Linked DNA regions of Homo sapiens: region 2 is linked to region 1. A link is an interaction called in ENCODE POLR2A ChIA-PET data of the cell type or tissue named here. Cell type or tissue: GM12878. All regions are shown on one strand. Each heading gives the region's core, and the rest is flanking DNA. Links, peaks and the distances in the headings are about the cores only.

Region 1 (16,091 bases), core at 8,592-11,091:
GAAAAGTTGGGGCATAGAAGAGTGTGCCGAAAGACAGTCTCTGCCCACTCTTGCTGATAATAATAATAATAATAAAGCTATAGAATAGGAAATGGGTAAGCCATTTGGAAAAACAAAAAAACAGAAATAACCAAGCAAACCACTTTACCATGATCATAAAGGTGAAGAAAGAGACAGGGAAGAGAAAGGGAGAGAACTTGGACCACAGCAACAACGATGAATAGCGTAGAGGGGCTTTTGATGATACCTAGCATGTGGGGAGCTGAGAAATTGATCTGCTTCCCAGAAGTAAAGAGAAGGTGAGGAATTGAAAACCCAAGGGAACCGGGCGTGGTGGCGGGCGCCTGTAGTCCCAGCTACTCGGGGGGCTGAGGCAGGAGAATGGCGAGAACCCGGGAGGTGGAGCTTGCAGTGAGCCGAGATCGTGCCACCGCACTCCAGACTGGGCGACAGAGGGAGAGTCCGTCAAAAAAAAAAAAAAAAGAAAAAAAGAAGGAAACCCAAGGGAAGAGAAGCCAGAACCCTCTGCCTGTGATGATGACCCCGCGTGGGGTGGAGACAGAGCTGCCAGGGTGGTCGGGCAGCACGGCCACCACAGCTGCATCTCTGATGCTCTGGTTAACCCCAGTGCCCTGCTAGGACCACAGGCTCTGGCTGGAATTCACTTTCGGAGAGCCGGGTGGACAAGCACAAACGTGGTCACAATGAATTTCAAGGACTTCTTCGAATGCCTTTATTACTGCGGAAATTCATTGCCTGAATGATGTTTGAGATCAATGGACTGCCAGCTAGAGCTTGGGTTGCTTTCTCTTTTGGGAGAAACTGCAGTTTCAATAGATTCGGCTGGTGTGGCCGTTTTCAAAAGGGCTCCTCTTTTTGTGCTTTCGCTAAACATTTAATAAATTTATGATTTCTCTGTCCACCAAACACGGCCAGAACCACTTTAGACATAAGTGGAAATTCAACAGGGGGATAAGGGAAAATGTCCTCCCTGCTGCAATCTATCCCAACACAACAGCCAGGGTGATCCTCTTTAAACTGAAGTCAGGTCACGTTCAAACGGGAAGCCTCAGCACAAAAGCCAGGATCTTACTAGGACTTCTGAAGGCTTGTGCAAGCTGGCTACCATTTTATTTCCCCCTTCCTCTTCTACCATTCTCTGCTTGGGCAACCCCTCTTTCTGACTCTTCTTGAACATGCCAGCTCTGCCCCACCTCCAGGCAGTGACACCTGCTGGGCCTTCCACCTGGAATGCTCTTCTCCCCAAATATCTGCCTGGTTTGGTCCTTCACCTGCTTCAGGTCCTTATAGAAATGCCACCTTCTCAGATGTTCCCTAACCATGCTCCCTAAATTTACAACACTTAAACCCCATACACACACACCCTCTTCCCACCCCCTCTACAACTACACCCCATACACACACACACACCTCCTACCCCCTTACACCATGTACACCCTATACACAAACACACTTCTCACCCCCTTACAACACCTACACCCCATACACACACTTCCCACCCCCTCTACAACTACACCCCATACACACACGCATACTTCCCACCCCCTCTACAACACCTACACCCCATACACACATGCACACTTCCCACCCTATCTATAACTACACCCCATACAAACATGCACACTTCCCACCCCCTCTACAACATCTACACCCCATACACACATGCATACGTCTTACCCCCTTATCTGCTGTTTCTTTCTCCTTAGCAGTCAACACCATCTAACGCACTATGTATTTTGCTCATTTAGAACTCATTCTCTGTCTCCTCCACTGGAATGTCGGCTCTCTATGAGAGGGGACTTTCATTTCTTGTTCTTATTCTTGCATTTGTTTGTTCGGTTGGTTGGTTGATAGGCTGGCTACTACAGTAATGTGCAGTGCCTAGAATGTGCCAGGAAACACTTAAGAATTTGGTAACTGCATGAAATGAATGAAAAAGTAAGAACACAAGCCCAGCATCTTGCTCCTTCCCATGACCTGGCTTAACAAACCATAGGACTATGCTTCACGAGAACCTGCTGCTGATGCTGCACTTAGGGTCAGGATTTGGAGAGTGTGACACCGAAGGCGAGAGTTCTTCCACGGGGGGATCAACTGGTGATACTGAATCAGAAGACAGTGAGGGCAAGGAAAGTGAATGGGACTAGTAGGGTGAACACTTGTCACAGAAAGACTATTATATTTCCTAGAAAATGAAAACAGCTACAACCTAAAGCATGCCTCAGTGAGCAGATCAGAGTGGAGAGGAGAAAAAGAAAAAGAAAAGCAAAGAATAATTATAGTATGAAGAATGCATGACATCTGTGCCTTCTCCCAAGAGACTGGGCCTAAGGAAGAGCCTGAGGACATTCTATGAAATGCTGAAATCATATGCAGAATTTTGCAGGAATATGCATATTGCTGGAATAAAGATCCATAACTTTCACCAGCTTCTCAAAATAGCCCCTGATCGAAATGTTAGAGGAACGCTAACTTACACAAGAATGCCCTAATTCCTTTTATTTCCACTTATATCCATTTATTAAGTGCCTATTACCATATCTCACCAAATTCTAAGACACCAACAATTCCAAGACACAGCGTTATTTTATGCAGCATGTCAGTTCCGCTATGACATGCCATTGGTTGTAAGGCAAATGCTAATTTCAGAGATGCTAAAAATGCAAAACGATGTGAGGCTTAGAAGCTACAAATAACAGTATATGTCAAGCTCTGTTGCTAGTCCCTTTACATATGTTATCTGAGTCCTAGTGTGAAAAATGTTATTATTCAATTATAATTACAAATGAAGACAAAGCCAGAATTCCAAGGTGAGTTCCAACCTAGGTCTGTCTGAAAGCCTCCACACCAGCACACCACCTCCCAGCAAAGATATGGCTCCCACATCGGCAGACCTTATAACGAAGTACAGAACAAGAACCTCTAAACAATCAAGCTACAGACAGGTAATGAGAGTTGGGTATCAAATGATCACAGAAGCACCCAGCTTGTGTCTGGAGCAATCCTTCAAACAAACTTCCAAATCTCCCGAAGACAGTTTCACATTTATTATTCTAAGGAGCCTCTGCTCTTTCACCTACTTTATAGCTCCCTCTCACTTCAATAAACTACTTAAGTGGAAGTTAATGATCCAGAACATATAGTGCTCTGTGTTGAAAGGGGAACTTAGGAACAAAAGGTGCATGATTCCTTGTCAATGTTAAAACACATCCCTATTATCAAAGGATTGACGAAAGCAGGTCCTGGAAGGTTGGGGTTGAGATGTGTGCATAAGCACATGTGTGCACATGCTACAGGGTGAGAAGAAAGAGGCCTCGAGGAATAAAAATAACCATTTCACTGGATGTCTTCACAAACAGGATATGCTGCCACTTCCCTAAGGAGCTTTTAAGGAGCTCAATGAGTAGAACTACTGCCAGGAGAGAACCAGAAAGAAATCACCCCAAGAAAACACTAAACCCTGGTCAGGCATGGTGGCTCATGCCTATAATCCCAGCACTTTGGGAGGCTGAGGTGGCCAGATCACTTAAGGTCAAGAGTTTGAGACCAGCCTGGCCAACATGGCAAAACCCCATATCTATTAAAAACACAAAAATTATCCAGGTGTGGTGGTGCACACCTGTAGTCCCCGCTACTCGGGAGGCTGAGGCACGAGAATTCCTTGAACCCGGGAGGCGGAGGTTGCAGTGAGCTGAGAGTGCGCCACCAGCCTGGGTGATAGAGTGGGACTCCTTCTCAAAAAAAAAAAAAAAAAAAAAAAAAAAAAACACACAGAAAATACGAAACCCCCTCTCCCCACACTCTCCCCAATTTTGCTTTGTATGGTGATTTGGGTGTGATTTTATCTTATCAGTCAGCTCTTTCTTGTCATTTTCTATCTAACACTGAACAAGCCTAGTGGTAGATTGTAATAGCTGTTTACAATTACTCAATCCTCCCCTTTGCTGTAAGACTTATACATCCCTGCACAATGTCATACACTGTGTGGGGCTATGGACCACCCTGCCCCATGGTCAGGGTTGGACATGTGAGTTGCATGGGCCAATAGGACCCAGTGGATGTGAAGCTCACTACATCCAAGCAGGAGTTTTAAGGAGTATCATAAACAGGTATGGCCAATGTGGACTGGCCCTGAGTCTCAGAATTACAATGCATATGAAGCAGAACCATGGCCTGCAGCCTGCATATATACAAAGAGCCACTGAGATGTGGGATTGCATGCAAAAAATTAGTACCAGAAGTGGGATATGCCATAACAGATAAAATACAAGGCATAAGCTTTGGAGCTGGGCAGTGAAAGGTATGGAAACTGTCACTACAGGATAGAGAAATAGTGACCCGTGATCCAGCAGTAACACATTTAGTAAAACTGCCCCTGTGATCACTTCGAAGGCAGGAGTTGCAATGAACGAATGTGTAGCTTTAGGTGACAAGGTCGCAAAACAGAACATTGCTAGGGGGATTTGGTTACTATTAGGTCCATTTGACGAAGTACTACAATAAAGAGACGAGCTCAGAAAAGAGTTAGCTGGTTTTCCAATAGGATTGAGGCGGGAAAAAAAGAAAATTAGGAAATTTGGGACTTAACAATTGCAAGATACAATGATTTCTCATCTCCTATAAATAAAGAAAAAAAATGGGCCAGACGCAGTGGCTCACACCTATAATCCCAACACTCTGGGAGGCTGAGGCGGGCTGATCTTTTGAGCCCAGGAGTTCAAGACCAGCCCAAACAATATGGCGAAGACTTGTCGCTACAACAAATTTTTAAAAATTACCCAGGCACAGTGGCGTGTGCCTGTAATCCCAGGTACTAGGGAAGCTGAGGTGGGAGGATCACTTGAGCCCGGGCTATCAAGGCTGCAGTGAGCCAAATGGCACCACTGCACTCCAGCATGGGTGACAGAGTGAGACCCCGTCTCAAAAAAAAAAAAAAAAATTTTTTTTTTTTTTTTAAGGAAAGATGATTAAGACCTAGCCTCAGGACACAGACAAAACTAAGGGCACGTTAAAGTCTCTAAAGGAATTAAGACACCCCCACCTCGCCCTACCCTAACCCTAGTAAATCCTTTTAGTTGAGCAAAATTGCTACAGGAAAAGTGATTAGTGACATGGTCTCACAGAAACCTGATAAGCTCAAAGTGGCCTGTAATTAAATCCAGAAGGAGAGATATGTCTGGTAAATAGTTACCTCAAAAGAGGTGTAGGTGTGGCTACTGGCCCAGGGAGTAACTAAAATCAAATGGAAATAAAAATTGATCATTGTTTAGCATGAATGATATCCCCAAAAGAGACACCAGCCTGGTCTAAAAGAGACTGTGACCACAGGGGACCTAAAACAACTTTTGGCACCCCAAATTGCTATAAGCAGGAAGTAGCCTGAGAAAGCTACCAAGTCCCCAATGAAGATATATTCTCTAATACTTTTTCAGGTGTGTCCGAACAGGATGATCAAAAAGGAAAAATCTCCCAGAGGGAGAAGTCAAAAGTCAGAGAGAGGCCAGGCACGGTGGCTCACACCTGTAATCCCAGCACCTTGGGAGGCCAAGGCGGGTGGATCACGAGGTCAGGAGTTCGAGACCAGCCTGGCCAACATAGTGAAACCCCGTCTCTACTACAAATACAAAAATTAGCCAGGCATGGTGGCGTGCACCTGTAGTCCCAGCTGCTCGGGAGGCTGAGGCCAGAGAAACACTTGAACCTGGGAGTCAGAGGTTGCAGTGAGCCGAGATTGTGCCACTGCACTCCAGCCTGGGTGACAGAGTGAGACTCCATTTCAAAAAAAAAAAAAAAAAAAAGCCATAGAGAACAATGGATTTGAGAGCTTCTCATTTGAGGAGAATTCCCTATCCCAAGGCAGGTGGGCCTCTCATGCTGTCCAGTGGAATTTCAGGATGGCCATGTGGATGCGCTTCTTTCTCTTTTGAAATACAAGTGCTCACTGGGGTTGGCCTATTCCTGTTCTTCCACGACGGACATGTGGACCAGGTCACTTATTTTGGTTCACAGCTCTCTAGATGAACAGCAACTAAATCCAGACCTGCTGATAGAATCTCATGAGATCCTGAAATTCACACCTGATTCCATGATTACATGCGAATTTTTAGGTATCTTCCATGAGTCAGAAATGAATTTATGTCGTATATAAATATACAAAATGATATATAAGATGATTATTTATGACCAGGAGGGAAGACTGTAGCAGACTGTATTATACAGTCATCCCTTGGTATCCGTAGGGATACCTCCTCCCTCCCACAGATACCAAGATCTGCTGATCAAGTCCCTTGAGCCAGCTCTTCATATCTGTGTGTTCCTCACCACGGATGCAGAAGGCCTACTCTATTCACAATTATTCATGTCTCCCTCCCCTTAGTAGATGTTTATGTCCCCACCTGGAATTGCAGTACCTGCCTATTGGCCAAGCATACTTCCCTGTACAATGTCAGACTTTGCCATATGATTTGTTAAGCAACAGAATGTGAATGGATGTGAACACTCCACATCCAAGCAGAATTCTTCAAGGACGTCATGAGTTTCCACCAATTCTCTAATTCTTCCCCTCCACCATGACATTGCACATGGCCACAGGGGCTGCTGTTTCAGCCTGGAATCCAGAAGGAGAAAACAATGTGACAGAGATACAGCCAACCTGCAGCCTGCATGTTATTTGGAAGCAAAATAAACCTTCAGGATGGCAAACCACTGAGATTTGAGGTTTCCTTGCTGTGAGGCAAAGCTGACTTAAGCAGCCTGTTCCACCCAGACAACTGAAATCAATGCTTAAACTCTTAGCAATACACAATCTAATGCAAGGAATATGCCTGGGGTCCCATGTGAGCCCTCAGGCTTTTAAATCCTCATCTTTCCTGGGAAGGAGACATAGAGCTCAATTGGTTCCATATAAATGCTTCTTCAACTTTTGAGTAAATTCCATCATCTTTGTGAGCCATCTAACAGTGAAAGTATTAACAATGAAATTTTAAAAAATCAAATCATAATTTCCTTTTAACCAGCCATGCTTTGAATGACAAATATGTAGAGAGTGAGTTTGTTCTCATCTCTCTTCTCACTGCATTCTTACTGTAGCCTCTCACCTAACCTTGTTGGCTCCAGAGACCAAAAGAAAGTCAGCTAAAGCCACAAAGGCCAAATGGACATGAGAAAATGTCTGAAAATGCAATATCAGGGATTGTGTTTGTCTTGTGAAGTCCTTTTTGCCCCTCAGGGAAAAATGACTGGAGGCTCCTCTGACTTCGGAGTAATTGCTTTGAATGTTTTGGGGGAAGATATTTTTTCTGGGGATGTTGCTGTTGTTGCTAAAATGATGTCCATCCAGAAAAACATAAGATTGCCTTTGTTTTTAAACTTGATTATAAACCAGCCCTGAGAAGCCTTCTAAGAGACTTCCATAAGTCTTTTGAATAATGCCATCATTCCAAGTTGACCATTTCCAGGGAGCCCAATCTCGTTTGCCAGATGAGTTCTGCCGTGTTTGTTCACATACCAGCTTTATTACGTTTTAATTAGTTGTTATCTTTGACCCCAAAAAGGGATTCCCGAGCACCTCAGAATGGAGCTCACAGGCACTGGTAGGCCTTAGTGGCCCTTTCTGCTCCTGACCCCAGGGGGACACCTGGGGATCAAGCTGAGGTGAGAAGCAGACTCAAAGTCTTCTGTTCACAGATAAATGCCCCACGTGACCTTGCACGGGAATTACTGAATAAAAGAGACCACTACCCTGATTTGAACAGCACCAGACACAGAGCTGTGAAAGAAAATGCCTCTTACAGATGACAATGTCCGGTTGCCCAGTCCTGGATTTGTTTTATTTATTTACTGAGACAGAGTCTCCCTCTGTCGCCCAGGCTGGAGTGCAGTGGTGTGATCTTAGCTCACAGCAACCTCCACCTCCTGGGTGCAAGCAGTTCTCCTGCCTCAGCCTCCCGAGTAGGTGGGACTACAGGCGCACACCACCATGCCCAGCTAACTTTTATTTTTATTTTTGGTAGAGATAAAAAAAAAATGGGGTTTCGCCATGTTGGCCAGGCTGCTCTTGAATTCCTCCTCTCAAGTGATCCACGCACCTTGGCCTCCCAAAGTGCTGGGATTACAGGCATGAGTCACTGCGCCCAGTCCCAGCCCTGGATTTGAACCAGTGTTCACTGAAGCATTTCCAAGCCTGTTGTTGTGCCTTCAGGTATATGAAATTCAACACATATTCTAAAAAGGACCTTGCCAATGTTCAGTAGAATGGAAGGCCATCCCATGAGTTTCAGAAACACTGATGCTGCTTTAAAACAAAAAACTCCCGGTGATTATAAGGCTTACCTGGAGTATCTCAAATATTTCAGTAGCGAAAATTCAAAGACAAGGACCAGCAGGAATGCCAATTCCATGTTGCAATCACGCCTCCCCACCCACAAGCATGTTATTAGTGTGTGCTTCCAATGCATAATTACCTTTCATTTTCCCATAGAATTTCAGGAAAAAAGAGCACAGGGCTCAGATGGTTTGTGAAATCAATAGGTGATTTCATCTCTTACATGCAAAAATAATCAGTTCTATTGAGAAGGAAATGTATACACACACACACACATACACACACACACTACACACACACACACTGGAAAGCCCACATTCAACAGTCAAGGTCACACACACAGGAAATATTCATGAAAAGGGAACATTTGTAGTATCATCCTGAGCCATATAGCACAGTCCAAAGTACATGGGTTAATAAAGGGTTAATAAAGGAAGAAACCATCTCACTCTCAATAAGGCTGAATTTGATGTGCTCAAATAACACTGATTGCTCCAAAAAAAAAGATAAAATTCCTACAAAGAGGAGGATCCCAGGCCTAACGATTGGATTCTTTTCTAGACAACTGTAACCACCCTCTGGACACTATAAAAGAAAACAAGTATCCAAAATAGCAGGATGACTATTTGTAATTACTGTGTAATTGTTGGTTTTACATGTCTGTCTCTTCCTGGGCTTAGTGAAGGCAGAGACCAAGTTCACTAATTGGATTCAGCCAAGGAGAGCAGTTGGCTCCATGAAGTATGAATGAACAAATGAACTAATGAAAAAAAGAACACGTAAGTTCTGTACCAAAGAAAGAGGAAAGAAAACCATGAATCCTGGTAGTACCAATCCTGATTCTATCCCACCTGCCAGCAAACAAGAAAACAAAGGGACCATCAGGAATTCTTCATTTAGTCCAAGCTCTGAAAAGAGAAAATAATTCCAAAATGTCATATTAAGAAGGTAAGGAAGACATGAGAATTTGAATGGAAGAAAACAGAGCAGTGGGTGGGAAAAAGTGGAGACTGAAATCTTACAACCAGGAAGTGTAGGCTGTGGCTTTGAAGGAAAAAAAAATTGAATTTCCAGGTTCCCAGGGCCCTGATAGTTGATTCTCTCCTTCACTCTCCTGCTTTGAGTCTACGTCAATAGACTCTCACAGCCTGAACCTCCCTGGCCGTACCTCAAGCATTAGAGCAAGATTGAAAAGGCTTCTAGATAGAGGTGATACAAACAAAGGGAAGTGCGTGCCTCTGGGAACCGAGCAAGAGTTTTCATCACCAAGGATCTTTGGACCCTGACAAAACCACAGGTAGGCTTCATTCATTTCACTCAGTCAACAGACATGCCCTGAGCACCTGCTTCATGCCAGGCACTGCACTGGGCCAGCCCAGAAGCAGTAGGAAGTCGAATGTTAAATGCCTGTGAACCCGCATTGGTGTGCTTTGCTGGGGAAAGGGTCTCCAGCAACAGTCTGTAGCCAGGGGTGATGGCCAGGGGCAGAGCGAACCCACAGAGCCTCCCAGTGCACACTGCAAAGGTACCCCTTCCTCTACACAGACCCAGCCTGGCCCCAGGCTGTCTACTCCACAGCAGAATCTCAGCTGGAATTCAAACTCCTTGGGTCCAGTGTCCTTGTGAGAGACCCATCCTGCCCTACCCTATCTGCTCCCTTGTAGACAGCCCTCTAGCGACCATCAGAAGTGTCTGGGGCATTTCTGCCCCATGCACACATTGACGGGGGGTACTACAGGCACTTAGGGGCTGCGGACCAGCAGTGCTAAGCATGCTGCAATATACAAGACATGGCTACCCCATAAAGAACTGGCCCGCCCCAAATGCCAATAACCCAATAGTGTGTGGTTTTTATCGGGTGCTCGGGTAGTCTCCTTTCCACAAAACGGTCAAGGTCAATGTGCTAAGGATGACAGGCCAGGGGTCATCATGGTGAGAGCCCAAATAAGGAAGGAGTGAGCAGCCACTTCACGGAGTCTACACAGGCATCGCTGCAGCCTTGGAAGATCTGCTACCCAATTGTCAGCCAACAATTCTATTCAATTAAAAAATTCCCAAATATTGAAACTTCATATTTTAAGATTAAGGGTGCAAATTTTTTTTCTTAAAGGGAGAAAAATAGGAATCAAGGCCCTTTGATAGTCATAGCAGACGACTCCCTTCCCCTCCAGACCTCTCCAGTTGTGCCCCGGGGGTCTTGCTACCCTTGGAAACTGGATTTAACTTTTGTTAAGCACTCTATAGAATAAAGAAAAGAACTGCCAATTGGTTCTAAGAAGACACTGTGCTTAGAAAACAGGGCACATCGCTGTGTTAAATGTATGGTACTGAAGAGTTTCCTCCAGGGAAAGACAATGTGTTTGTCTGCCTCAATGTACCCAGGGGAAAGCAACACTGAAATGTCCCTGACTTTGCGAGGATATTAAATGGGGATCCAAAGTAGAGGCATGGAAAACAGAACTTCTGTAGCCCCTTCCTAGAAATCTCCTGACTTTTAAAATACAGTTTCTGAGTTGAAATGTCCTGTTCTGCAGGTTGAAATATACGATCAAAACCTGCTTTGTGTAGCCCTCTGCATACAGCATTTTAAACAAGCTTCTGGAGCCCTATTACTCCCTCATAGCAGGCCAGCAGAGAAGCCAGGGCAGCTCATTAGTTCTGGGAGAGCTGTTTCAATTACATTCCAGTTGTAGCCCTTCCTGTTCCCTTGCTTTGTTGTTAAAGTTCCACCCGCAAATGCTTTCCTCCACTGGCCCAGTCCTATAAATTGGTGAGCTACAGGGGCTGCTTAATCCCATAACTAGCAAAGACAGGCTCTGAAGTCTTGGTCAGATCATAGGATCCTGTCAGATACCAGTACAGAGTCTCTACCCTCATCCTACTGTTCTTGTCCAGCCTGAGACAGGTCTACGGCAGCAAAGGGAAGAGCAGCACCATTAAGAATCCTCAAGTTGAGTAGTACTGGAACATAAGGTTCTGAGGAAAAGAAAATGAAGATGGCAAATCTTCTTTACTCCCTGGCTGAGACACACAGAAGAAGCGACTACAGTTTGACACTAAGTGGTTAATAACTCTAATCAAGCAGGCTGGATGAGGGGCTGAAGGATTGTCACAGAGGCACTGAGAAGGGTGGCCTCAAGGAGAGGCTTGTGTTCCATAATAAATCTCACGGAAGCATCTAGACTGGTCACTTCCATCCTGAATGTATGGTGGGGCCCTAGCAACAGACCAGTGGCTGAGTTTATTTAGCACTGTAGGCTAATGGGCTTCCACTGTGTAAGTCAACCTAAACCAAGCCTAGAGGAGAACTTCACCCAGATCTCGTTTTCCAAAGAGAGGGAAGGACCCCAGGGTGGCATCTACCCACATGGGTCTCCATACAAAGAAAGAAGACAGGGCCCCAGAAGAGCTCTTCCAATTCCTGGTACCAACCACCCAGGAAATGCTGCACTGGGGCTGCACGTGGCAGCCCTGGGTCCAAGAGAGCCTGAGAGAATTCTTCAAGGAGCTGCTGATGCTTAGAAGTGAGAGAGAGGCTGGGGGACCTCACTCCAGCCTTGGATAGATGGAAGAGGGGCAGATCACCTGAAACAGAAGACAAAGAGGAGTACAGGCCCAAAAAGAGAGGTACAGAGAGAGCTGCAAAGGAGTGAGTGAAAGAGACCAAGAGAAATGGAGAGAGCAAGAAAAAAGACAAGACGAGATGAAACCAAACAGGAAGAGATGCCTTGTTAACCAAGTCGAGAAGTACTGGTGGACTGCAGAAGCGAGAGGAAAAGGTTACCATGGCAACACCTTGCAGAAAGCGTAGGCTGTGTAGCTGAGTGAGCCCAGCCAAGAGAGCTGCAGCCGCCAATGGCCTCACCTGCTACTGCATCTGTTCACCTGTGGGACTGTGCCTCGAAGGCTATGCCCAAGCTCCCACTCCCCATCTCCAAGATCTCAGCCCAGAACCCGCTCTCCGTTCATCCGCTGCCCCAAATTTTGTGTCACATGATCCCTTCCCAAATGCACCAGATAGACAGAGGAGGCTGGGGAGCCATGGGCTCAGCTGCCCGGCCCCCTCCCCAGGTGTCCTTATTCTTGGTTCAAGGTTGAGGAATCTTGGAACATGACGAAAGTCTTAGCAAGTTACTCAACTCAAACTTTCACACTGCACAACAAGCCTCTCTGTAACTTCCCTGACCACTGGTCACCACAACTCTGCTTGAATCCTTTCAGTGACAGGGAGCTCAGCCCACTGCATGACTCAAATGCTTACGACTTCAGCTTTCATTCTCTGATCTAAGATCTTGCTCTACAACTCGGTAGAGGCAAGGGGGAAGATGAACAAAGTCCACTGTGACTAGTGAACCATGAGCCATGCTCCTACCATATGCTGTGATTCAACCCCCAACCCCAGGCCCTGCTCTCACCACAGACATGCACGTCTTCTACACCTCTCACTGCAATTCTCTATAATTTATCACATCGATTTTATAGTATATTTTTCGTTAACCTCACATTTGTACATCCAGGCTCCATGAGCTCTTTGGCTATTTTTACTGTTGTCCAGACAGAATAACTAACATTCATTGAGAGCATACAATATACTAGGCACCATTCTAAGCATTTTACATGTATTCACTTAGCCTATCTTCCCAAAACTCCAACGTCTAGCAGCCACTAAGGAGCTGAGTCAGAATTTAAATCCAGTTTCTTTAGGGATTTATCTTTCCTCTTCTACCTGAAGAATGACCTGTTCTTTTATTATTATTATTATTATACTTTAAGTTCTGGGTTACATGTGCAGAACATGCAGTTTTGTTACATAGGTATACACATGCCATGGTGGTTTGCTGCACCCATCAACCCGTCACCTACATTAGGTATTTCTCCTAATGTTATCCCTCCCCTACCCCCCACCCCCCACAGGCCCCGGTGTGTGATGTTCCCCTCCCTGTTTCTATGAAACAACCTGTTCTTTTGGTATGGATTCCTCCATATCCCTGATTCAGAGAGTGTTCGGACCCAAATGTGCTCAATGACTCAATAAGAATCCACACCTGAACCAAAACATTCTCCAAAGTTTCCAATATGGGCATCAAAATCCCCACGGTCTGGGCCAAAAAATTCCTACATCCAGGCTCCATGAGCTCTTTGGCTATTTTTACTGTTGTCCAAACAGAATAACAACTAACATTCATTGAGAGCATACAATATACTAGGCACCATTCTAAGCATTTTACATGTATTCGCTTAGCCTATCTTCCCAAAACTCCAACATCTAGCAGCCGCTAAGGAGTCGAGTCAGAATTCAAACCCAGTAAGTCTGACTCCAGAACTTATTCTCTGAACTCCAAATCTATACCATTTCTATATTGTGACATCTTTCAGGACAGTGGTGGCTTTTCAAATATGCATACCGTTCATCTACCGAAAACCTACAGGTAACATCACACTCAATGTGAAACACTCAATGATTTTCCCCTAACATCAGAAATAAGGCAAGACTGTCTGCTCTTACTCCTCCCTTCAACATTATACTGCAAGTCTTAGCCAGTACAATCAGGTAAGAAAATGAAATTAATAGCATACAGATTGAAAGGAAGATATAAAACTGTCACTATTCATAGACATGACAGAAAATTCCAAGGAATCTACCAAAAAATTCTTAGAACCAATAAATGAGTTTAGTGAGGTTGGAGGATACAGGGCTAGCACATACAAAGTCAATTATATTTCTATATACTAGCAATGAGCAATTAGAAATTTAAAATACAGTATAATTTAAAATAGTACCATAAAACACTTAGAGGTATAAATCTAACCAACGGTAGAGTATGTATGATGAAGACCACAAAACACTGATAAAGGAAATCAAAGACTTTGGAGAATATACCATGTTCATAAAATGGAAAACTCTATATTTATTAAGATGTCAATTTCCTCCAAATTGGTTTATGGATTCAGTGCAACCCCAGTCAAAATCCCATTGGGATTTGTTTTTCTGAGATGGAGTCTTGCTTTGTCGCCCAAGCCAGAGTGCAGGGGTGCAATCTCTGCTCACTGCAACCTCCGCCTCCCGGGTTCAAGCGATTATCTAGCCTCAGCCTCCTAAGTAGCTGGGATTACAGGCGCGCACCACCAAACCCAGCTAAGTTTTGTATTTTTAGTAAAGATGGGGTTTCACCATGTTGGCCAGGCTGGTCTCAAACTCCTGACCTCAAACGATCCACCCGACTCAGCCTCCCAAAGTGCTGGGATTACAGGCGTGAGCCACCACGCCTGGTGCCATTAGGATTTTTTGTAGATATTGGCAAGCTGATTCTAAAATGTGAAAGGAGAAAGGATACGCACAAAAACCAATGAATCAGAATGAAGGGTCCAAAAACAGAACCAAACAAATATGGCTCACGAACTTTTTACAAAAGCGAAAGGTTAATTCAATGGAGAAAATACAGTCTTTTCAATAAATGCTGCTGGGACAATTTAACATCCATATGAAAAAAAAAAACTCAACCTTGAACTCTACCTGACACCATATTTTTTTGAAACTTCAAATAGATAGTAGACTTAAATGTAAAACGTAAAACTTTTAGAAAAAAAAAATAGGAGAAAACCTTTGCAAACTTAAGTTATGCAAAAAATTCTTAGACGTAACACCAAAAGCACAATTCATAAAACAAAAAAAAAGAAAAACTGATAAATTGGCAGTTCATCAAGATTAAAAACTTTCGATCTCCAAAGGCACTGTTAAGAAGAGGGAAAGGCAAGCCAGGGACTGGGAGAAAAAGAAATGCAAATCACATATCTGACAAAGGTCCTCTATGCAGAATACAGAAAAAGAACTCTCGGGGCCGGGCACAGTGGCTCACACTTGTAGTTCCAGCACTTTGGGAGGCTGAGGCAAGTGGATCACCTGAGGTCAGGAGTTCAAGACCAGCCTGACCAATATGGTGAAACCCCGTCTCTACTAGAAATACAAAAATTAGCCAGGCAGGGTGGCGTGTGCCTGTAGTCCCAGCTACTCGGGTGGCTGAGGCAGGAGAATTGCTTGAACCTGGGACGCGGAGGTTGCTGTGAGCCGAGATTGCGCCACTGCACTCCAGCCTGGGCAACAGAGCCACACTCCATCTCAAAATAAAAAGCCTCTCAAAACTCTACCATAATTAAACAAATGGATTAAAAAACAAGCAAAAGATTTTGACACCAAAGAAGATGTACAGATGGCAAATGAGCACATGAAAAGATGCTCGACATCATTAGTCATTAGGGAAATACAAATGAAAGTCACCAGAGACCACTACTACACTCATTAGAATGGCTCAAGTTTTAAAAACAAAACAAAACAAAAAAGTGATGAGGCCAAGGGCTAGTGAGGGTGCAGAGCAACTAGAACTCTGCTGGGACTGAAGAACGGCTTATCCGCTTTAGAAAACGGTTTGGAGGTTTCCTATCACATGACCCAGCCATCTCACTCCCGGGTATTTAGCCAGGAGAAATGTAAACATATGTTTACACAAAAGCCTGTATGCCAATATTGATAGACGTTTCATTCATAATTGCTGAAAAATCAGGAAACAACACAAATGTCCTTCAACTGGTGAAAGTAAACAAATTGTGGTGTATCCACACGATGGAATGCTACTCAGCCTTAAAAAGGAACACGCTGTTGACACTTGCAACATAATGAAGTTCTCTGAAATGCATGACGCCAAGTAGAAAGAAGTTAGATCCAAAAGGCTACATACTGCATGAGTCCATT
Region 2 (16,091 bases), core at 5,031-7,530, 65 kb before region 1:
ACATTTCCTTTTCTCTGCAACCTCATCAGCATCTGTTATTCTTTGACTTTTTAATAATAGCCATTCTGACTGGTGTGAGATGGTATCTCATTGTGGTTTTGATTTGCATTTCTCTAATGATCAGTGGTGTTGAGATTTTTTTCATATGCTTGTTGGCCACATCTATGTCTTCTTTCGAAAAGTGTTCGTGTCCTCTGCTCACTCTTTAATGGGGTTGTTTCTTTCCTGTAATGTGTTTAAGCTCCTTACAGATGCTGGATATTATATCTGTCAGATGCATAGTTTGCAAAAATTTTCTCCCATTCTGTAGGTTGTCTGTTTACTCTGTTGATAGTTTCTTTTGCTGTGTAGAAGCTCTTAAGTTTAATTAGATCCCATATGTCAATTTTCACTTTTGTTGCAATTGCTTTTGGGATCTTTACCATGAAATCTTTCCCTGTTCCTATGTCCAGAATGGTATTTCCTAGGTTGTCTACCAGGGTTTTTATAGTTTTGGGTTTTAGACTTAAGTCTTGAATCCATCTTGAGTTGATTTTTGTATATGGTGTAAGGAAGGGATCCAGTTTAATTTCTATATATATGGCTAGCCAGTTATCTAAGCACTACTTATTGAATAGGAAGTCCTTTCCCAATTGCTTATTTTTGTCAGCTTTGTCGAAGATCAGATGGTTGTAGATGTTCAGCCTTATATATGGGTTTTCTATTCTGTTCCATTAGTCTATGTGTCTGTTTTTATACCAGTACCATGCTGTTTTGGTTACTGTAGTCCTATGGTATAGTTTGAAGTTCGGAAATGTGATGCCTTCAGCTTTGTTCTTTTTGCTTAGGATTGTTTTGGCTATTTGGCCTCCTTTTTGGTTTCACATGAATTTTAAAATAGTTTTTTCTAGTCTGTGAAGAATGTCATTGGTAGTTTGATAGGAATAGCATTGAATCTGTAAATTGCTTTGTGGCAGTATAGGCATTTTAATACTATCGATTCTTCCTATCTCCATAAGCATAGAATGTTTTTCCATTTGTTTGTATCATCTCTGATTTCTTTGAGCAGTGTTTTGTAATTCTCCTTGTAGAGATCCTTCACCTCCCTGGTTAGCTGTATTCCTAGGTATTGTATTCTTCTGGGGTCAATTGTGAATGGTATTGCGTTCCTGGTTTGGTTCTCAGCTTGGCTATTGTTGGCATATAGAAATACTAGTGATTTTTGTACAGTGATTTTGTATACTGACACTTTGTGTATTCTGACACTTTGCCTAAGTTGTTTATCAGCTAAAGAAGCTTTTAGGCCAAGACTATACAGTTTTCTAGATATAGAATCATGCCATATGCAAACAGGAATAGTTTGATTTCCTGTCTTCCTATTTGGATGCCCTGTATTTCTTTCTCTTGACTGATTGCTTAGGCCAGGACTTCCATTACTATGTTGAATAGGAGTGGTGACAGAGGGCAGCCTTGTCTTGCTCTGGTTTCCAAGGGAATTGCTTCCACCTTTTCCCCATTCAGCATGACAAGCATCACTCTTTTCAAAAGAAGAGGATGTACAAGAGCTTCTCTAATCTTCTTTCCCTCATAGCTTGGGAATTCTTGTAAACAACACAGGAGTTTTGTAATCAGTGCACACAAATACAAAGCACCTATTGTGGACAGGCTCCTTGCTAGGGTTGCCAGATTTAGCAAGTAAAGACAGGATGCCCAGTTATGTTTAAATTTCAGATAAAACCAAGATTGTTTTAGTGTAAGTATTCCCACATATTGCATGGGATCTACTTATGCAACAAGGTGTTCATTGTTTATTTGAAGTTCAAATGTAGCAAGGTAACCTGTATTTGAACTGACAACTCTACTTGAGCCCCTGAGGGGCTCAAGGGGCACTTCTCCTCTTGGAGCTGCAGATCCCGCTTGGGAACCCAGGCAGGGACAAGGGAGACCAGGACTTCCTGCTCCACAGACCCAATTTAGGGACCAGGTTCTATGGAGTTGAGCAAGCTGACTGCACTCTACCCTGAGAGCAGCCACATATTCATCTCCATGTAAAATCTATGCAGGATGTGCTACATGGGCCACGTGTAGCCCAGGGCAGGAGAAGATTCCACTGGAGACCAAGAAAACTTCATAGAAAGATAACTAAAATATTTATTATGGGCCAAGGCTGGCGGATCACAAGGTCAGGAGATCGAGACCATCCTGGCTAACACGGTGAAACCCTGTCTCTACTAAAGCTACAAAAACTTAGCCAGGCATGGTGGCACACGCCTATAGTCCCAGCTTCTTGGGAGGCTGAGGCAGGAGAATGGCATGAACCTGGGAGGTGGAGCTTGCAGTGAGCAGAGATCGCACCACTGCACTCCAGCCTGGGCGACAGAGTGAGACTCCATCAAGAAAGAAAAGAGACTAGACGAGGAGAGGGGAGGGGAGGGGAGGGGAGGGGAGGGGAGGAAGGAAAGAAAGAAAAGAAAGAGAACACAAATCAAATGGGATCGTGGCAAACTTTTGCCAAGGTTTGAGTTGAAGGTGGGTAGTGGAGCATGGAAAGAAAAACCCACAGGCAGCACTATGACAGAGTAGTCCTGCACAACGATGGGTGCCCTTGGCAGATCATGTTTGCTTCCTGCTAGTTTGCTAGTCTCGCCACCATCTTCCCATTCACAGGATCAGCAAAAGTGATTCAGACATGGGATCCACCATTTCCCTCACCAGGAGTACCAGGGTAGAAAGCCACAATTGCTGTGAGTCCCAGAAGTTTCCCCTTACTCATCTCTTCTGAATGTTCATTCTGTGTGTGTATGTGTGCGAGACAGAATATACACATGTATGTGCCCACATGCAGATTAAAAGTTGGGCACAGTTTATGAGTCTGTCATTTCCTCCAGTTCCTCTCCTGGGGATTGTCAATCAAATCAAAGGATGGTAGGTGCAGGCAGGTGGGGGCACAGGTGGGGACAACCTAAGTTGCTGGCATGCTGGACAAAGGCAACCAGTCCTCCCAGCAGGCACAGCTCAGGGAGACAAGCGAAAAACCCGTACCAGGCTTGGTGCACGTTCCTCTTTTCTTACTTCTTCAGGATTCTCTCTTTTCCTTTTTCTCTGAGGTATTGACAAGGAGGACTATCGGTGTCATTGCAAAGAAAGCAGGAACAATGATTCTGGGGGACTGAGAACCTGGGCCAACTGCATTCACTCACTGTAAAGCAGCTGTTTTTCTGCCCATACATGTTCATGCATCAGGGCGACCATTTCCTGGTTATGCATCTTTGGGGATGCTCATTGATACCCTCTGCGCCTCAGTTTATGCACTTGCCAAACGAGGGTAATAGTATTACCCACTCTACAGGATTGTTGTGGAGAGTGGATGAGAGTAGGTATAGGACCCATCTAGCACATAACACGTACAACACAAACCACATTCTCTAGTTTCTGCCACGAACTAGTATTGCACTTATAAAAATATAAAAGAAAGAGTAATGTCATCTAGTACACCTAATCCATTTTAACTTAAATCCAAAAGGGCAAGAGGCCCATGGTGGAGGAGAAAAAAATTAGATTATGATAAGATTTGGTGCAGAATTTTCAAATACCATCAAATGCCAATTCTCCATGTCAGCAGAGTGAAAGCATGCCTTGGCTATAATAGCAACACTTTTTAAAATTCCATGTTCACGCTGACATTTTCAACCTTCAGAAAGGATCACCCACTGCTAAAGATAATAGAGATTTTCCATCAATAAAAGGAGGGGACTGCTGCCCTTCAAGATAGTCTACACTGCTTTGGAATATGAAGTCACTTTGTGTTTTTTATTTTTAAATAGTGGATGCACTCCTCTCATGTCGTTTACTTAGGCTAACACTGACACAAGTTTGCACTTCCTAAAAAATGTTGCAGCCAGGAAGATGGGAATAAAGTAGGTCGCTAGCATCCTTAAAGCATGCTGGCTGGCTGGTTATCCAGAGCAGACTATGCTTGATAGACAGATTGACAGACAGACAGATGGATAAGATATATACACACAGATACATGGGTAAATACATGCACCATCTATATACAACACATTATATATATATATATATATATATATATATATAAAATATATATATTGGATATATATAGGATATATATATACACACATTGGAGATTATATATATATATATATATATATATATATATATATATATATATCCAATGCTATTTCATTAAGCCATTATATTTCTATTTTCAGGCTGATTTTTGTTCAAAAATTGTATATATATATGACTTTTAGAAATTCACTTGAGACATTGAAACTTAATGAAATAGCATGAGACAGCTAATTGCCAGGAAGAACAAGCACCACTCTGTGGTCCATGGATTTGTCCATATGAAATGAATGATAATAAAGGAAATGGTCAGGAGGAAAACTGGTTCCTGAAAAAAACAAAAACCAAAACCATGAATCAACCCATTCAAATGCAGCTCCTAGCAAGGGAAATACATCTCTTTCTCTGCCATTTTTTTATTGAGTCAGGGGCCATTGCCTTTTCAAAAGATGGCTGTCTTCTTTTAATGAATCCAATTAGTGCTATGCCAAGATGCCCAAGAGACTTAAGGTTCCACACAGACTCCCAGTGCAGGGAGGCTAAATTCTTGAAGCCTCTGCTTTCTGAGATGGAAGTGTTGGGTCAGAAGGGAGGCTGACAGACAAAGGCTGACCTGAGGTTGCGTGGAGCTAACAGAGCCAAGAAAAACGTTGGTTCTGAGACAGGAGGAAAAAAATAAATCAGAAATCAAACAGCATGGGACTTAGTGAAATCAATATGAGGACAAAGGAGGCTGCCCTGATGTTCAAGAATGGACCCTGCTTGGTGAACCCTAAGAATTAATGGAGCAGAGCAGAAACGTTTGCCAGGCTGGGAGCATCCTTTCCCATCCTGTTCCTACTTAGACAAGGACCACAGGGACACACAAAGAATGGCTTAGTTCCTAATGGAAAACAAATGCCATTCAGCAAAGGTTTTGAGAAGGAGCAAGGTGGCTGCTGAGAGCTTTGTTTTCTTTCCATTTCAGCTACGGGCAGACATGTCTTGCTGAAAAATGAAGGTTTGAGAAATACAGATTGTCCTAGTGTTCAGATGAGTACTGCCCACTAAGGTTAAAAAAAAAGGACCACAGGGCTGGAAGATGAAGAGGCAATTATCCTCAATTCAACCCTGTGGCTCCTATTACACAAAGAAAGGTGGGAAGCTGAGGCCACATGTGCATGCGGGAGCAGACTGTGAGTAGCTGTATGGTAGAAGACTGGAACTGAGCCCAGCCCAAGTTAACGATATTTTACAGTGGTTCTTGAGCTTGAGCATGCAAAAACAAAACACAAAACAAACGACAAGAAAACCCCACAAAAGCACTTGGGGAGCTTGAGCAAAGTGCAGATTCTTGGACTCCACAGTAGACCCAGGCAGGGCTTGGGAGTCTGCAGGTCTGACTGCTACTCCAGGTAACTTAATTCAGAGGAGGAAGATAGATCTAGGGGAAAACACAAAGGAAACCCATTAAAAATAAACTCCTAAGCTGGGCTCCCAAGAGCCCGGACCTCTTGCTAACTGTTTAGTGGGGATCTTCACTTGGGCATTATACTCTCATTTTACACACCTTGCCCCAAACGAAGCAAATTACCTTTTGCCAAGAACATGTTCCTCTTCTTGGAATCTCTTTTAGGATGACAGATTCCATAATCTCCCCCATTTACCAAGCCAGGAGCAACACAAGAGCAAGTGTCAGCATATGCAACTCACTCTGACAAACTCTGTTCTCGGAGGACCCAAGGGAAACCCAAGGAGGGACTCAGACCCTAGACACTGGGAGAGTGAGTGTGGAATAACCTGTGATGGTTCTACTCATAAGGCTCCCAAATCCAGTCCAAAGTATGTGAGCAGGAACCCAATATCCCACCCAGACACAGCCGCCTGTCACGTTTTCTTGAAGTTTAATATTAGAGTCTACCCCATAAACCACCTCAAGTGGCAAGTTCTGACCTCCTCACTGACATCTGTCCCTTATTTTGCCACTGCAGACCAGAGTCTGCAGACAGTCAGGTCCTGGCTCAGTAAGCCTTGTAGAATCGCCCATGCCAGAGGCAGGTGGTAGGGGTGGGCTACAGATTGCAGCGTGCCTGCTGCCATGGCAACGCACGAGCAACCAGGGATGGGAAAGAAGGTGCTTTACTTAATTGAAATCCAGGCAATGTCTTAATACGAAGCTCAAGGAAGTTAATGCTCAATTAGATTTTCTCCTGCCTCCTTTTTCCCCTTTCCATTCACGTCACCAAATGACTTTAACCATCCCTCTCTGCCACCAAAACAGAAAAACAGGGGAAAACCCATAAAACATCTCTAAAGTTGAGTCACTGTATAAACCACTGAGACTGAACCCTCTCCTCTCACCATACTCAAGCAAAAAGCAACCCAAGACGCCTAGGTTCTCTCTGTTCACTGCCAATCCATCTCAAAAGAAATTGTTTGCCCAAAGGATTCTTAAGACTGCATTGGCTTTGCCATCACCACCTCACCGGGGCCACCTTTTCTCACACTATGACTACGAATTACCTGGAGATTTAAAATGCATATTCCTTGCCTATGCATATATGGACAAAATGCATAAAATGCAGATTTCCTGGCCTCATCCACCAGATAGTTGGTTTAGGCAAATCAGAGACAGAATATAAGCATCGGCTTTTTTTTTTTTTTTTTCCTAGCAACCCGGGGAATTCTGATCTTGTCTAGAGCCAGATCCACCCTGTGAGAAATGCAGACCAACCGATTTGGGCTTTACCTGCAGATCTGTCCTTCATAGGACAGGCTGAGCCCAGCTAAAGGTGGACATCTAATGGCCTCACCAAATAAGCCATGGGCTGTGAAAGGGTTAACCGGGGTCCCCTGTTACTGCAGTCGTGAGTCCCCTAACATAACGATTCTGAACACCATAGATACACATGGAAAACGTGTCTTGGGGTCGATCCTAGCCACTATTTCTCCATTCTGCAAGGTGGAACAGGAAAATAAACATGCTCGTAATCCAAAAATATTCACTGATGAACTCACCACTTATAAAATTAGTCCTCCCACTAAAAAATTCCCTCCCTGCCTAAGAGCCCAACAGAAGTCCTAACCCGCTGCTCCCTGTCAGTCTGGGTGATTGTGAACATTTGTTTGTATTTTCATCTTATTGTGGAATTTGTGGAAATGTCAAGTTATAAGTCTTGAAAAAGATACAAGAAGCTCCAGGACATGATGCAGAAGAAAGGCTGTTCCCTGGCCGAGCCCAGAACACGAAGGACCCAGCTAGGGAGTAAAGATGAAAGCATGGCTGTTTTGCAAATTTAAATTTTGACTAGCCATCTATCTGATTCCAGCAAGATGAAGGATAAAGATAAACCAAAATCTCCCTCTACAAACACCTAGAAATGATGGGTGAGATGAACAGCAACAACAAAAAAATGTTTTAAATGCAGGTACAAGTTTGCAACAAAGGAAGGAAATCATTAATGATGAGAAACTAGAAACCGGAGCCTTAAACACCAAAACCAGTTCAGAGGTTGCCTTGGGGTGAATATGGGTCCCAGGAACAGGGGCCTGGGTGTTACTGTCCACATGGAGGTAAAGGGGAGGCCCTGGAACACACACACCAGGGGCTGAAATTTTACAAATGCAAGATTCATGGAATTCTGCCCCTATGCAGACAGGTGAAATAGGGGGAAAAAATTATGCACCAACAGAGAGAGACAAAAAGGATGCTCATATGTTTCTATGTGGTCTCTGAAGAAAAAAACTGCTCGAAAAAAAAAAAAAAAACAACTTTGGGCCTACACCTTGCAAAGGTCAGGGTATGAGTTTCTACTTTCTACATTGGCTAGAAAAACCCCACCATAAACATCAACATAAAAGCTGGTTCCAGGGTAACGAGGCTCTCAAAGGATGTTACAGAAACAAATGCAAACCTACTCTAAAAAAAAATACGCTCCCATGATCCAGGACGCTGAAGACCCTCAAGGAAAAATGCAGCCACCAGAGAAGGACTGACGTTAAAAAGCTGAAAGGTCTAAGAGAAATCAGCACTCCATGCATGAGAGTCAGCAGGCACCACCGACAGAGAGAAGCAGAACCTTTGTGTAATAGCTCTTTTTTAAAACAATATAAAACAGCCTAACCTTATTCAAGACCTAAAAGAAGAAATTAAAACCAAAATAACCACATACAACCAAGAAAAAACAGACGAACCCACTCGAACAACTACAAAATAAAATCCACAGTCATTTCTATTGAAAACTCAACAGACAAATTAGATAGTCGGATATTGGCTCAATGACTAACCAATGAGCTGGAGGATAAATCTAAATCAGAGAGAGGAAGAGATGGACAATATCAAGAACAGTTTAAAGCAGGGGTCCCCAATACCTGGGTCATGAACCAGTATCCGTCCATGGCCTGTTAGGAACCAGGCTGCACAGCAGGGGGTGAGCGGCAGGCAAGCAGTTGAAGCTTCATCTGTATTGACAGCCGCTCCCCATCGTTCACGTTACCACCTAAGCTCCACCTCCCGTCAGATCACCAGTGGCATCAGATTCCCACAGGACCACGAACCATATTGTGAACTGCATATGTGAGGGATCTAGGTTGCATGCTCCTTATGAGAATCTAATGCCTGATGATCTGTCACTGCCTCCCATTACCCCCAGATGGGACCATTTAGTTGCAGGAAAACAAGCTCGGGGCTCCCACTGATTCTAGGTTAGGTGAGTTGTATAATTATTTCATTATCTATTACAATGCAATAATAGAAATAAAGTACACAATAAATGTAATGTGTGTGAATCATCCCAGAACCATCCCCCACAACCCCCAGGTCTTTGAAAAAATTGTTTTCCACGAGACAAGTGTTCACTTTAAAGTAGTATACCAAATCTTAAGATAAATAATACATAGACACACATACAAACACACACACAATCACATCATACTGAAACTGAAAACCACTAAAGACAAATGAAAAAAAATGTATACACAACCAGAGAGAAAGACAAAAACTTGAAATGAAGCTGCTGCTGTGTGCATTTTTATAATGCTTACAGAGAATGCAATGCAAAGCACAAATCTTCAGATGGATGAATGCCAACTAATTAGAATAATAAGTGCCAAAGGAAATGGACATTTCTATTAACCTACACATTTAAATGCAATTTGATTTTTCTTTCAAAAGTCAGAGCTAAATACTTTATTTAGCTAACTAACTAAAGCCCCTCACAGATCCTAAAATCCCCCATAGATTCTAAGTGAAGAGATATTATAAGAGAAATCAAAGGCAATCAATTTCACACAAGAAGCAATGGTGAGCAAAGATATTAGCAAAAATGTTGGAAAATGGAAGCAACCATTGATTGTAAAATACAAACGAACAAAAACAATAACAATACTAGCAACTCATTTGGGAGGTATCAAACAAAGGGAGATACTAAAATACTGGAAAAGTAGTAACATTAAAGCATTCTAAGGTCCTCTGATTGGTAGGGAGGAGGGGAGAGATGCAGATTAATTTTAAACACCGTTATTAGGTCAACTAGGCAAGTTTAAAGAAAGTAAAAGGAAGCCAGGAGTGGTGGCTCACACCTGTAATCCCAGCACTTTAGGAGGCCAAGGCAGGCAGCTCACTTGGGGTCAGGAGTTCGAGGCCAGCCTGGACAACATGGTGAAACCCCGTCTCTAATAAAAATACAAAAATCAGCCGAGCATGGTGGCATGCACCTGTAATCCCAGCTACTCGGGAGGCTGAGGCAGGAGAATTGCTTGAACCCAGGAGGCGGAGGTTGCGGTGAGCTGAGATCGCGCCACTGTACTCCAGCCTGGGCGACTGCGTGAGCCTCCATCTCAATAAACAAACAAACAAATAAAGGAAAGGGAGACACAGACAAGATACTGAATTGAAAACTTCCAAATTAATAAAGCGTAAGGGGGATAAAAAGAGGAAAATAAAAATCAATCAATCCACTGAAGTACTAAAAAAGGAAAAAGAAAATGCATGGTAAATAAAATACGAGGAAGGAGTATAAATCTTGAGCCAGGCCATACCCACACACAAGAAAGGGCTGTTCCTCAAGACAGCCCCTGGTGTGTTGAATGAAGTGCGCGCGCACACACACACACACACACACACACACACGCACACACACCTATGCACAAACACACTAGACCCAGATGGTATTAATAGTGTTAAAAAAATTAATTGAAACACTATTAGGCTGAGATGACCCTAGTGCCTTGGGATCCTACATAAGCAAACCAAAACCCAACTCACTGTAAATGGTAAAACAAAATTGAAGCTTAGCCAATCAGAAACTGCCAACTAACCTCTAACTAGGGATTTTCCACTTTAACCAATCAGATATTTTCTTAGTCTTGCTTCCTGGAACACCTTATAGAAGTTTTCCTACTCACACACCCTGGGCAAAGCCCTGATCACTTGTGGTTTAATACTGGCCAATTCATGAATCGTTCGCTGCTCAAATAAACTCTTGAAAGTTTTTATGTGCCTAAATTTAACTTTTAACATTGGTAAAGACCGTCTTGTTATAGAGGAACAAATAATCCCCATCCCATGCTAACTATTCCAGAGAATAAATAGAAAAATGAGGAGAGAAAGAAAAATAAGTAAAACTCCCCAACTCTGCATGATCTGGATGAGGTTGGTATAACTTTAACCTTAATATTCAGAGGGAAAAAATAATAAAAGCAACAATATTCAAACCAGAGGAATGTAACATAAGAAATAAGTTTTAGGCCATGCTAACTTAAGAACATAGATGCCAACTGCTAGAAATAAAAAGGATAATAGCATCTATCAAAAATGTGTCTACGGAAAATCTTCAGTAAGGCTGGGCACAGAGGCTCACACCTATAATCCTGGTACTTTGAGAGGCTAAGTCAGGAGGATGGCTTGAGACCAGTAGTTCAAGACCAGCCTCGGCAATATAGTGAGCCCCTGTCTCTACAAAAAAAAAAAAAAAAAAAAAAAAAAAAAAAGAAAGAAAAAATTAGCCAGGTGGGGTGGCACATGCCACAGGCCCAGCTACTTGGGAGGCTGAGGTGGGAGGATAGTTTGAGCCCAGAAGGCAAGGCTGCAGTGAGCCATGATCCCACCACTGCACTCCAACCTGGGTGACAGAATGAAACCCTGTCTCAAAAACAAAAAAAAAATCTTCAGTAAGTATTATATGAATGGTAAAAATGTAGAAATGTTCGCTTTAGAGTTCCACGGATAGACAGAACTCTAAAGATGGCACCCAACATTTGCCTCTCTCCCTGCCTAGAGTACACACTTTGCATAATCCCCATGGATAGGATGAATTTCACTGCTGCGAAACTCAGCTCAGCTGACTTTAAGACAGGGAGGTTAGCCAGGTAGGCCTGACCTAATCCCATGAGATCTTTAAAAGAGAGAGCTTTCTCCAGCTGATCTCTGAAAGGAAGTCAGAGGTTCTTCTGGGAATAAGGCTCAGGCATGAGCCTTTGAAATGGACATCCCCAAATAAACGAGCCCCCCATGTTGTCCTTCCCAAGTGGCACCAGTGAAAGTAACAAGAAGCCCAGAGAACATCTGCTGACTGAGGAGGCCCCAGCTTTTGACAAGGTGTCCATCTGGAAGCATCTGGGACAGAGTCAGCTTCTCAAACCTTGTGCATGTTAAATACGGAAGCATGGTCTCCTTCCCCAGAGAATCTGGTACTACGAATAAGTGGGAAATGCATTTTTATTGATTGATGGATTTTTATTTATTTTTGAGATGGAGTTTCGCTCTTGTTGCCTAGGCTGGAGTGCCATGGTGTGGTCTTGGCTCACTGCAACCTCTGCCTCCCGGGTTCAAGCAATTCTCCTGTCTCAGCCTCCCAAGTAGCTGGGACTACAGGCACCCGCCACCATGCCCAGCTAATTTTTGTATTTTTAGTAGAGACCATGTTGGCCAGGCTGGTTTCAAACTCCTGACCTCAGGTGATCCACCCACCTCGGCCTCCTCGGCCTCCCAAAGTGCTGGGATTACAGACATGAGCCACCACGCCCAGTGAATTTTTAAAAATTGATTTTCATAATACAAAAAGCACATAGAGAAAAGAAACTGGCATGTAATCCCCATGCCCGGATAATCCCTGCTGACATTTGAAAGCACGAAAGTAACACATGTTCGTGTTTAAAATGCAAATAGAACAGAAAAAGCTGAAATAAAAACCAGAACTGTCTCTCCCCTACCCCCAAGTATTTCTTCCCACAAATAACTGGTCACAGATTTTAATGTATTCTTCTAGAAAAAAAATATTATAATACCAGGGCATATGTCCTTCTCAACATTTCTACCCCAAAGGAATTAGATCGTATCCAGTTTTGCAGCTTGCTTTTTTTTTCTTCTTCTTCTTTTTTTTTTGTTTAGCATAACCTGTAGATTTTTCTACATCTGCATTTTTAAAAACTACCTCATTCATTTAACTAGGCTCAAGGCAGGGAAGGAATCCCATTTTTAATCAGTGCTTAAGGTGAGTCTAATGTGCGAGGTCAGCAGACCACACTGAGAAACCCTGATCTGAGACAGGTGTATGCATGTGGAACTCTCTGGTTTCTATGCCAATCCATGCTAAGGTCTTGGGAATGTCCTCTTCCTCTCCCTAACAAGCAGAGGCCCAGATTATCTCTGAACATCCCAGATTTAGGTATGCTGTCCCAATACAAATGGAGAAATATTCCTCTCCAGACTGTGTTTATCCACCTGCAAGGGTCTCATGATAACTTCCAGGAGTTAGGTAGCATGAGATAGAAAATTATTCCTGGCTTCACTGCTGAAAACGGGTGCCCTGCGGCAATGTGTTCATTTGCAAAGCATCTTCGCTAGACTCCCAAATTGCCACTCATCCATTTTCAATCTTAGGTCATTGCCAAAGCAAAGCAAGCAGCCAAGACCTGGTGTTGGTCTCATACAGCCCCAGATGCTCTCCAGATGCAGAGACCCCTCTCCCCATTCCTCTACAGGCCACGCTCTCCTGCAGATTTGTGGCCAATTGGTAAGTAGCTCCAAGATAATGTTGCTACGGATTTGCCTCAAGCATCCTTTTGCAGTCTTACTTATCTTTTAACTGGAAAAGGTTTGCCTGCTAATGAGCCTATGTTATCCTTCATCTAATTATCTTTGGCAATCCCCTCTTCCCTGGCTGCCGCAATGTTAAGGGCCATCAGTCAGAGATCTGCAGGTGGAGAGGTATGATACTGTGATAGAATAAGAATTACATATTTTGGTCTTCATCTTGATTCCTGACACAGAGCTCTTAAAATCCTTGTACATTTCCTAAGTGATAGGAACAATAAAGGAATAAAGGAGAGTCTTTTGTTATTCATAACAAGCCCTTTTCTGGTTTTTGGTTTTTTTTGTTTGTTTGTTTTGTTTTTGTTTTTTTTTTTTTTTTGGTTTTTCTGAGACAGAGTCTCTCTGTTGCCCCAGCTGGAGTGCAGTGGTGCAATCCAGGCTCACTGCGTCTTCCGCCTCCCAAGTTCAAGTGATTCTCCTGCCTCAGCCTCCCGAGTAGCTGGGACTTCAGGCATGTGCCACAATGCCCGGCTAATTTTTTTGTATCTTAGTAGAGACAGGGTTTTACTATATGCCCAGGCTTGTCTTGAACTCCTGAGCTCAGGCAATCCACCCACCTCAGCCTCCCAAAGTGCTAGGATTATAGGCATGAGCCACTGCACCCGGCCTATAACAAGCCCCTTTCAATCACACCTAAGTTTACATGTGTGCGGTGCCTTTTGGAAAGCCCTTAAGGATGGGGGGCGCTGTTTGCCAGGGGAAACAATCATGAGATTAGAGAGTTGAATTTGGGCCCCACACCCAAACCTGGCCTCTGGGGAGGAGGAGAGGGCCTACAGGTTGAGTTGATCACCATTGGCCAATGATTTAATCCATCATGCCTGCATAATGACCCATCCATAAAACCCCAGAAGGACGGGGTTCAGAGAGTTTCCTGGTGGCTGGACATGTGGGGTGCTGGAAGGGTGACATGTGCCCCATCCCCCAGGCCTTGTCCTGTGTGTCTCTTCTACCTGGCTGTTCCTGAGTTGGGTCCTTTTATAATAAATTGATTACCTGTAAGTAAATTGTTTTCCTGAGTCCTATAAACCATACTAGCAAATGATCAAACTTGAGGAGGGGGTTGTGGGGACCTCTGATTTACCCTCCAGTTGGATGGGTGAGAGCCTGGATCTGTAATTGTTGTTTGAAGTGGGGGCAATCTTGTGGGATGTAGCCCTTCATCTGTGGGACCTGTTGCTGTCTCCAGGTACACAGTGGCAGAATTGAATTCAATTGTAGGACACTCAGCTGGTGTCCTTACAAAACTGGAGAATTGCTTGGTGTAGGAACACTGCACACATTTGGTCACAGAAACGTTCTGTGTTGAGTGATAGTATAAAGGCAATGATTTTTCCTATACAAGAGGTAAAGAGAGTAATGTCTATGATGGTGTCTGCTCCTGTCCCAGTGCCTGGGGAGGGCAGGTGATTCCAACCCAGCAAAGTCCCAGGAGTGGAGGGAGTTGGAAGCCAAGACCCACATCCCTGGATTTACAGACCCTCTGGGGTGTGTCCCTAGCTTGCCACCCACAGCGCATCCACATCCTCACACATGGGAAACCCTAGGATACAGCTGAGCTCCACTCTGATCCCCAGGGGCGTTGGAAGGTCATCAGGGCCAGATGGGTACAAACCACCCAACTCTGCCAGATTCTCAGATTCGACAGACGGGTACAACCCACCCAACTCTGCCAGATTCTCAGACTCAACTGGTCTCTCGAAATAAGGATGTAACAACGTGGGGGCAGTGGCGTAGCTCCTAACTGGCTATGGCACCGAAAAGCTGATGAAACTGCCTTTGCGAAAATTATGACAGTGATAGAAATCTTACATAGCTGATCCATCTTGCTTCTAACCTCATAAGCTGTCATCCCTGGACATAGGCCAAGCTAGCTACAGGAGGAAGTTAGTTTCTAGTGTAACTTTAAAACAAAGATGATAACAGTCCCTTGCCAAAACTAACCACCCCCTCCGTTGTGGGGACTGAAACTGTCTTTGTAAAACTAACCAATTGGCCACCAGGTTAGAATTATGGTTCAGGGGCGGGTGCAGTGGCTCATGCCTGTAATCCCAGCACTTTGGGAGGCTGAGGCAGGTGGATCACAAGGTCAGGAGATCGAGACCACCCTGGCTAACATGGCGAAACCCTGTCTCTACTAAAATACAAAAAATTAGCCGGGCGTGGTGGCGGGCACCTGTAGTCCCAGCTACTCGGAGGCTGAGTCAGGAGAATGGCGTGAACCCGGGAGGCGGAGCTTGCAGTGAGCCGAGATCGCGCCACTGCACTCTAGCCTGGGCGACAGGGGCAAGACTCCATCTCAAAAAAAAAAAAAAAGAAAAAAAAAAAGAATTATGGTTCAGGACTCATATAGCTGGAGGTTACAAGATCTATAACCTCCCCAGTTGCTCCTATTCTTAACATCGCTATTATAAAACCTAAGACTGGTATTTGAGGTGTTTTTCAGACCTCACGTTCTGATGGACCGGCTGGCACCACCTGGATGGGAAACCTATACCAAGAAACTGACTCAGCTGGGTCCTGTGACCTCTACCCAGAAATTGATTCTGCACAAGAAGATAGCTTCAACCCTCTGTGATTTCATCCCTGAGCCAACTAATCACCTTATCCATTTCCTAGCCCTCTGCCTGCTAAACTACCCTTGAAAAACTCTAGCCTCCAAATATGTGAGGAGGAGGACTTGAGATACATCTCCCATCCTTCCAACTTGGCTGGCCCTATAATTATCAAACTCTTTCTCTTCTGCAACTCTTGCCATTAAGTGTTTGGCTTTTCTGGGCATCAGTCAACTGCACTAAGAAAGCAGGTTTGCAGAATGAAGAGAGCTGATGGAAAACAGAAAAAAGAGACCCTGGTGGGAGGCAAAGGAGAATATGTGAACACGTGCCCTCAATTTCCCACCCCCTGACTCTAGCACCCCATGAGACTCAACTTAGCACACTGCCCTTGG

Evidence for each region. ChIA-PET counts read pairs that join two places held together with the same protein. Peaks named below come from ENCODE experiments on the same cell type or tissue, not always from the same donor. Only the 100,000 strongest peaks of a DNase experiment are listed, where the experiment ranks them.
Region 2: POLR2A ChIA-PET joins it to region 1 with 14 read pairs; 2 of 35 experiments call an interaction of 5 or more read pairs at or near these places.

The regions. Positions count from the first base shown.
Region 1 is chr17:72,919,203-72,935,293 of GRCh38, forward strand. All of the region lies in intron 5 of SLC39A11 (solute carrier family 39 member 11), which reads right to left. Among named protein-coding and RNA genes, the nearest start is that of SLC39A11, 170 kb to the right of the region's middle. In GM12878, for the core only: no CTCF peak of the experiment used is centred there; no DNase peak of the experiment used is centred there.
Region 2 is chr17:72,857,613-72,873,703 of GRCh38, forward strand. All of the region lies in intron 5 of SLC39A11 (solute carrier family 39 member 11), which reads right to left. Among named protein-coding and RNA genes, the nearest start is that of LINC00511, 230 kb to the left of the region's middle. RefSeq lists a silencer at 1,438-1,732. In GM12878, for the core only: no CTCF peak of the experiment used is centred there; a DNase peak (open chromatin) is centred at 6,329.